2 separate regions of the Homo sapiens genome follow, and region 1 is linked to region 2. The links are chromatin contacts, found by Hi-C or POLR2A ChIA-PET in ENCODE. All regions are on one chromosome and are shown on one strand. The core of a region is the stretch at or near the end of the contact, and the rest is flanking DNA. Distances in the headings are between cores, read along the strand shown.

The links. A loop is a pair of places that touch in the nucleus more often than their neighbours do. ChIA-PET counts read pairs that join two places held with the same protein, here RNA polymerase II (POLR2A). Pooled maps may share reads with other maps.
Region 1: a loop to region 2 is called in a pooled map, with 4 times the contacts of the local background. The contact joins the enhancer-like site here to the promoter of P4HTM in region 2. A Hi-C loop is called at or near these places in 6 of 50 pooled maps. POLR2A ChIA-PET finds 5 or more read pairs at or near these places in 7 of 52 experiments (B cell, HCT116, OCI-LY7 and 4 more).

Annotation. Positions count from the first base shown.
Region 1 is chr3:48,735,213-48,738,925 of GRCh38, reverse strand. No RefSeq gene overlaps it. Among named protein-coding and RNA genes, the nearest start is that of IP6K2, 20 kb to the right of the region's middle. RefSeq lists a silencer at 1,291-1,380. Within about 2 kb of position 1,830, at least 4 of the 41 ENCODE cell types and tissues checked have a DNase peak (open chromatin) inside an H3K27ac peak, as active enhancers do.
Region 2 is chr3:48,988,285-48,991,971 of GRCh38, reverse strand. P4HTM (prolyl 4-hydroxylase, transmembrane) reads right to left here and starts at 1,731. Exons shown (of 9, transcript NM_177939.3): 1 at 1,362-1,731; 2 at 1,058-1,139. The coding sequence starts at 1,715. It overlaps LOC124909376 (a long non-coding RNA gene), which reads left to right and starts at 2,100. Exons shown (of 2, transcript XR_007095903.1): 1 at 2,100-2,424. RefSeq lists enhancers at 759-1,320, 1,978-2,137, 1,885-2,447, 2,448-3,011 and a silencer at 1,488-1,867.

The DNA.
Region 1 (3,713 bases), core at 581-3,080, 250 kb after region 2:
AGAGGCCCATCTCTGCCAGGGGCCTGAAGACCTACATCCTGGAGGTGAGGTCTGTGCTCAGCATCTCACCTGTACCCTTCATCTCCAAAACCATTGCAGTGCTTGCTGCCTGGCCCTAGAGCCCTGTCCTCCAACCTCTCGCACCTCTGCCTCCCTCAGCAATGACTTGCCATGGGTCAGAAACTCCGGTCTCCCTCTTTGCTCCCCACCATCCTCCTCTAGCTCCTGCCCCATTCTGAAACTTGCCTGTGGTTGCCATTACCCTTCCTCACCTCCCATTCTTGCCACAGCCCATGGCACAGTCCCCAGTGACTTCCGCTGACAAAACCAGTGCACATACTAGCTCTCTGGAATCCCAGCAAAATTCACTGGGATTGACTTCTCCCTCCTGCTTCAAGGACCACATTCTCAGGAATCATTCAGCCCTCCTGGTTTTCCTTCCAGCTCTTATGATCATCCTCATCTCTGTTGCCACCTTTAACTACACATAGTTAAATGTTGGAGTGACCCAAGACTGTACTCTGGGCTCTTCTCCCTCCCTCCCTCCTTAGGGAATTTTGTCAGGAACAGTGTGGCTTTGAGTGTTATCACCATGCTGCTCTCTCTGAATTTATACTTCCAGCTGGGACACTTCACCCTGAACTAGTTGTCCCACTGCTTGACATCTCCACTAAGGCTATGAAACAGCTGTCCCAAATATTGTCTTTTTTTTTTTTTTTCTTGAGATGGAGTCTCGCTGTGTTGCTCAGGCTGGAGTGCAGTGGCACGAGCTCGGCTCACTGCAACCTCCACCTCCCAGGTTCAATGGATTCTCCTACCTCAGCCTCCTGAATAGCTGGGATTACAGGTGCAGGCCACCACGTCCTGCTAATTTTGTATTTTTAGTAGAGACAGGACTTCACCATGTTGGCCAGTCTGGTCTGGAACTCCTGATCTCATGTGATCCGCCCGCCTTGGCCTCCCAAAGTGCTGGGATTGCAGGCATGAGCCACCACACCCGGCCCATCCTCTTATTTTTCATCAGTACTCCCTCTCCAGTTGTACCACCCTTCTGTCCTGAAGAAGTCTCCAACTGCCATCACCTCTAATCTGTCCACTCTCAGATCCCAACTCTTCTTTAAAATCCCTCCAGTGCTTTCCCCTCCTTGGACTTAATACTTGGCTTTAGTCCCAGTCTTAATTACCCTCTAGGATTAACAGCCAGAGTCTTATTTTTGAAATGTGACTTTTGCCACATTAGCCCTCGGCTGAGTGCTCATGTAACTTCCTTCCAGCCTTGCAAAGGCGTAAATGGTCCAGGCCAAGGCCTATCTACTGTCCCTTCACTGCAACCACTGGGAACCTTATGCAAATTTTGCTTTGCTTTTGGTTTTGTTTGTTTTTTGAGACAGAGTCTTGCTTTGTCACCCAGGCTAGAGTGCAATGGCACAGTCTCAGCTCACTGCAACCTCCATCTCCCAGATTTAAGCGATTCTCCTGCCTCAGCCTCTCGAGTAGCTGGCACTACAGGTGTGTGCCACCACACCCAGCTAATTTTTTGTATTTTTAGTAGAGACGGGGTTTCACCATTTTGGCCAGGCTGTTCTTGAACTCCTGTCCTAGTGACTCGCCTGCCTCAGCCTCCCAAAGTGCTGGGATTACAGGTGTGAGCCACCATGCCCAGCAGGTTTTGTTTTTTTAATTTAATTTTTTAAAGTGTAGGATATAACAAATACATAAAAGTACATAAAACAAAGATGTTTTGCTCAATTATTTTTCACAGACCAAACAGAAACCCAACACAGATGAAAAACATTCCCAGTGCCCTGCAGCACCCCCTTGTGGCCCACCAGTCACCCCTCCCTACCCTATCCTGAGTTTTAAGATAAGGAGGTCATCACTTCCTTGATTTTCTTAATCTTTCTGTCACCTAAGGATGCCTCTCTAAAGAATTTCTTCGTTCCTCCAGCTAAATATATACCTATAATTAATTGCATAAGAGAGAACCCATCATAACTGCTGTCCTTTAAATCTTTTATCTTTTCCTCTTTTCCTTTCCCTCCCTTCTATCACCATTTTCTGCAACCCATGTTTACAAACTGTATGTTCCCTACTTTTCTCCTGGCTTATATAATTATAAAAGCATACACACGGCCAGGTGCAAGTGGCTCACGCCTGTAATCCCAGCACTTTGGGAGGCTGAGGCAGGTGGATCACCTGAGGTCAGGAGTTAAAGACCAGCCTGCCCAACATGGCGAAACCCTGTCTCTACTAAAAATACAAAAAATTAGCTGCGCATGGTGGCAGGCGCCTGTAATCCCAGCTTCTTGGGAGGCTGAAGCAGGACAATCACTTGAACTCAGGAGGCAGAGAGGTTGCAATGAGCCGAGATTGTGCCACTGCACTCCAGCCTGGGTGACAAGAGCGAAACTCCATCTAAAAATTAAATAAATAATGTTTTTAAAATACAAAAAATTAGCTGGATATGGTGGTGCATGCCTGTAGTCCCAGCTACTCGGGAGGCTGAGGCACAAGAATCGCTTGAAACTGGGAGGCGGAGGTTGCAGTGAGCTAAGAGAGATCACGCCATTGCACTCCAGCCAGGGAGACATCATGAGACTCTGTCTCAAAAAAAAAAAAGCATACACATATTCACACAAAGTGGTTTGTCTTTGTTGTACACATTTAGGTTATTTTGTACATACTTTTCTGCATCTCACTTTTCTTACTCATTCCAACTTTGTGGCAGGCCCTCCAAATGAAGTGGCATTATCCCAGTTCCTTCTTTTTGATGATAATATAAAACCTGTCCACAAATATTTTTATACTCTTCCCACAAAAAGTGGAATCTAAGCTCCCTCTCCTTAAATATGGGCCAGCTTCAGTGACTGCTTCTATTGAATAGAATGGGGCAGAAATTATACTGTGTGATATCTGAATCTAGGTTAGAAAAGTTGATAGAACTAAAACAGGATCCAGATACAGTGACTCACACCTGTAATCCCAGTACTTTGGGAGGCCAAGGTGGGAAGATCACTTGAGCCCCGAAGTTCAAGACCAGCCTGGGCAACATATAGACCCAGTCTCTATTTAAAAATAAAAATAAAAAAAGAACTTAGGTAGGAGGTGGGTACTTGACTCCAGAGGTGGGGCTCGGACGCTGCACTAGATTGAGGACTAGCTAAAACAGGGCCTGGGGAGGAAGAGGCTTTCAATCAGACATACCCACCAACGTGCTTTCAATTTACCATTGCCATGGCAACACCCAGGACTTACTGCCTCTTTCCGTGGCAATGATCCAATGACCCAAAAGTTACTACCTCTTCCCTAGAGATTTCTGCTTAAACAGCTCCTTAATCTGCATGCAATTAAAAGTGGATATAAATATGACTGCAAAACTGCCCTGAGCTGCTACTCTCTGCCCAAGGGATAGCCCTGCTCTGCAGGAGCAGTCACAGAGCCCTAACACCGCCTCTTCAACAAAGCTGTTTTCTTTCTTTTTTTTTTTTTTTATTGATCATTCTTGGGTGTTTCTCGCAGAGGGGGATTTGGCAGGGTCATAGGACAATAGTGGAGGGAAGGTCAGCAGATAAACAAGTGAACAAAGGTCTCTGGTTTTCCTAGGCAGAGGACCCTGCGGCCTTCCGCAGTGTTTGTGTCCCTGCCTACTTGAGACTAGGGAGTGGTGATGACTCTTAACGAGCATGCTGTCTCCAAGCATCTGTTTAACAAAG
Region 2 (3,687 bases), core at 482-2,981:
GCATAATCCCCAACCAGGACCCTCTGCCTTGGAGGTAATGACTTGTGCTCAGATGTTCTACTTTGGCCCCAGCTCCTAACCCATTCCATCCCCCGGCAGGCAGGAATGGCCCTGGGTTTGCAAATATGTTTGTCACGGAGGCCAGGTACCCAGGGCTGGGCTACACAAACACCCTGGACAATGTCCATGGGACTAGGGGTCCCCACCCAGTTGACACTGGTGGTCTTTGAAGGACTCTGGGGTCTTCACAGCTCGCACTGTGGCTTTACTGCATAGGCCTTAGAGGCAGGCTATGTGGGTTCTAATCCTAGCTTCACCACTGAAGTAACCGTGTCAGCCTGGCCAAGCCACAGCAGCTCTCTGTCCCTAACTTTCCCCCTCACTGGCCTGAGTAGGATCTACACCCACTTCACAGAGGGGTTGCAGGAATTAAATGAAATAATCATATGAAGGCAAGCACATAACTAGAGCTCAGAAACGATGAGCTATGTTGTGGCTCCAACTGGAGTCACCCTAGAAAGCTTTGCCCATGATGGCTGAACAAAGACTTCACCTTAAGAAGAATCTCAGAGTGCTGGCAGCAAAAGCTGAGCCTCTGACTGGTACTCCAGTGGAGGAGGCTGGGGGGGTACCAGTTTATCTACATTTGGACGGCCTGCTTCTCATCAGACCACAAGGCCCACTTCGGCAGTGGGATTTTCCCCAGAGGTCCTGAGGTCGGCAGAAAGCTGGTTATCAGTCTCCCACCTTCCTCCCAGTTCTAGAAGGTGACAGAATTAATGGTGGCACGGAAGACAGGTGCAATGAAACGTTTAGACACCAGCCTCAGGCTCACCCTGCCAGCCCTGTGATGGAAGAATGGACTGCAGGGAGTTGGGATAAGAGGGAGTGTTACCCTATTTCGAGGACGGGGAAGGTCCTTCACTTTGGTAATCCTCTGGAAGGGCTGCTCTGAAGCAGCCATTTTCAAAATAGAGGTCACGTGGTCACAACGAGCCTCAAGGTGGCCACCAAACCGCAGCCCCTGGCCCTTCCCAGGAGTATCTGGCGGACTTACCGAAGAGCAGCGGCTTGAGGCTGAGGGTTCGGATGAAGTGATCCCTGTCGGTGACCAGCTGGACCTTACGCTCGTGCCCCACCTAAGGAAAAGGCGCACAGCGGGCAGCTGGGGCGCCAGACCGCGCTGCCCAAGAAGGGCCAAGTCGCCCCGGCCCGGAGAGCGACAGCAGGCGAGTGAGTGGGAGCGCGCGGGACCGACGCAGAGCAGCGCCGGGGGCAGCGTGGGGACCCGGGCTGAGCGCCGGTCCTCTCGGGCTCAGCCGTGCAGGGCCTGGAGCGCGGCGGGGCAGGGAGGTCCTCACCTTGATGCCCTCCAGCCGGGTGAGGGGACCTAAGGTGGGCTCGGGCCCGGGGCCCTGGGCACGGTGTTGGGGCCCGGGATCGCTGCTTTCGTCGCCGTTGCTGTAGTGCACGAAGAGCAGCAGCGCCAGCACGTTACCCAGGTACAGGTGCACGAACACCATCAGCACCAGGAAGTAGGCGCGCGAGCAGATGCCGCGGGGCTTGCACAGCGGACGCACCGGTGCGTCCTCGCCGTCGCCCAGCCCGGCCGCCGCCTGAGCCTGGCAGTGGTCTGGCGGCGCCCACTGCGGCCTCGAGGCCTCCTCGGCCGCCGCGGTCTCAGGCCGCTGGCCTGTCACCGCCGCTGCCGCCATGGCACCCAGGTCGCGCGCGCGCCCAGGGGAGGGGCCGCGGGGGTGCCCGCGCTGCGCAGTCGCCCGGACAACGGCCGCCAGGCCCGCGAGCGCCGCGGTCACTAGGAGACGGTGCCTGGGGGTGCTGAGCCCGCCCGGAGCCGCCTGCGTCCGCGCCGGGCTCGGCCTTCCTGCGCCTTGAGCCCCAGCCCACGCTGGGGCTTCTCTTCCCAAGCTGGGTTGCCGTCGGGCAGAGCTGTACACTCTCCAAGTCAGAAGCCAAGGTCCCAAGCGTAGACGCGGACAAGAGCGGCACCATTAAGGCATACACTAGTGGGAGCTTCTCGGTGCCTGCGTGAAGACGCCCTCTTGCCTCCGGGAAAAGTATCGTCTGCATCTTCTTGCTCCAGGAGCGGGGGTGGGGAGCGCAGCGCGGAGGAGGCAGCGCTGAGATGACTCAACAGTGCGGCATTTGGGGGCGCCGCGGAGGCTGGGACTGCGTAAGCGGCGATAGGGTAGGACCCACAGCCTCCTCGCAGGCATTCTTGGAGCTCGGTTCCGCGGTCGGTCCGGATCTCCCGGGAAGTCTCGCCGGAGTCAGGCAGGCCTTAGGAAGAAGCTGCCTGATGTGCAAGGTTTCATAGGCCGTCAGAGGGGGCATCCTGGAGGAGCCCTGGCATCAGGAAAGTGAGCCCCCCATGGCAGCCCGCAGGAATGAACCAGTGCTCAGGTATATGGAACACTCCTTGCATCAAAGCTGGCACGTGTGAAGAGGCGGGAAGGGACTCTTCCATAACTGAGACACCATTACCTCAGAGAAAAATTAAACAGATTATCACCAAAAACGGGGGTGGGGGGAGGACATACCTACCAGTGGTCAAGTGCCAAGGCATCCCTGCTCTTCTAGAGCTGGTTATCCTCAGGAAGAGATTACTACACGCCCTCAGGGCAGAAGCTGACCCCCCTCCCCGAGGTGGACTTGCAGGCAAGAGCAACACTTTTAAGGCAGGTCACACTGGTGGTTTCTCCCTACCCTGGTTAAGACCCCCACTACCTCTACTCCCATCTCCTCTCCCTTCCCCATAGCAAAGCATAGTCTGCATTTTCTAGTCCCCTCAAGTCAAGGCAGGCCAGGGGCTCCAAGGGCAGGCCCACCTCTTTCTTCTAAGATTTTTTGTGTGTGTGTGACGGAGTCTCACTCTGTCGCCCAGGCTGGAGTGCAGTGGCGCGATCTTGGCTCACTGCAACCTCTGCCTTCCGGGTTCAAGCAATTCTCCTGCCTCAGCCTACCAAGTAGCTGGCATGCGCCACCATGGCGGGCCAATTTTTTTTTTTGTATTTTTATTTATTATTATTTAGTTTTAATTTTTTAATTATAATTTTTTTTTTTTTTTTGATACAGAGTCTCGCTCTGTCGCCAGGCTGGAGTACAGTGGTGTGATCTCAGCTCACCGAAAGCTCCGCCTCCCGGGTTCAAGCAATTCTCCTGTCTCAGCCTCCCAAGTAGCTGGGACTACAGGTGCCCGCCACAATGCCCGGCTAATTTTTATATTTTTAGTAGAGACAGGGTTTCACCATGTTGGCCAGGCTGGTCTCAAACTCGTGACCTCAGGTGTTCCACCCACCTTGGCCTCCCAAAGTGCTGGAATTACAGACATAAGGCACCACACCCAGACCAAATCTCCTAAATTCTTAAATATAATAAACCAACCAACAGAACCATAATTTTACCAAGGATCTCATGGCTTTCTCATACCTTTTCTGGAATGAAGTTGAGACTATTTCCCTCTAGCCTTTTTTTTTTTTCCCCGAGACAGAGTCTTGCTCTGTCACCCAGGCTGGAGTGCAGTGGCTTCATCTCGGCTCACTGCAACCTCTGCCTCCCGGGTTCAAGCAATTCTCCTGCCTCAGCCTCCCAAGTAGCTGGGATTACAGGCACGTGCCACCACGCCCAGCTAATTTTTATATTTTTAATAAAGATGGGGTTTCACCA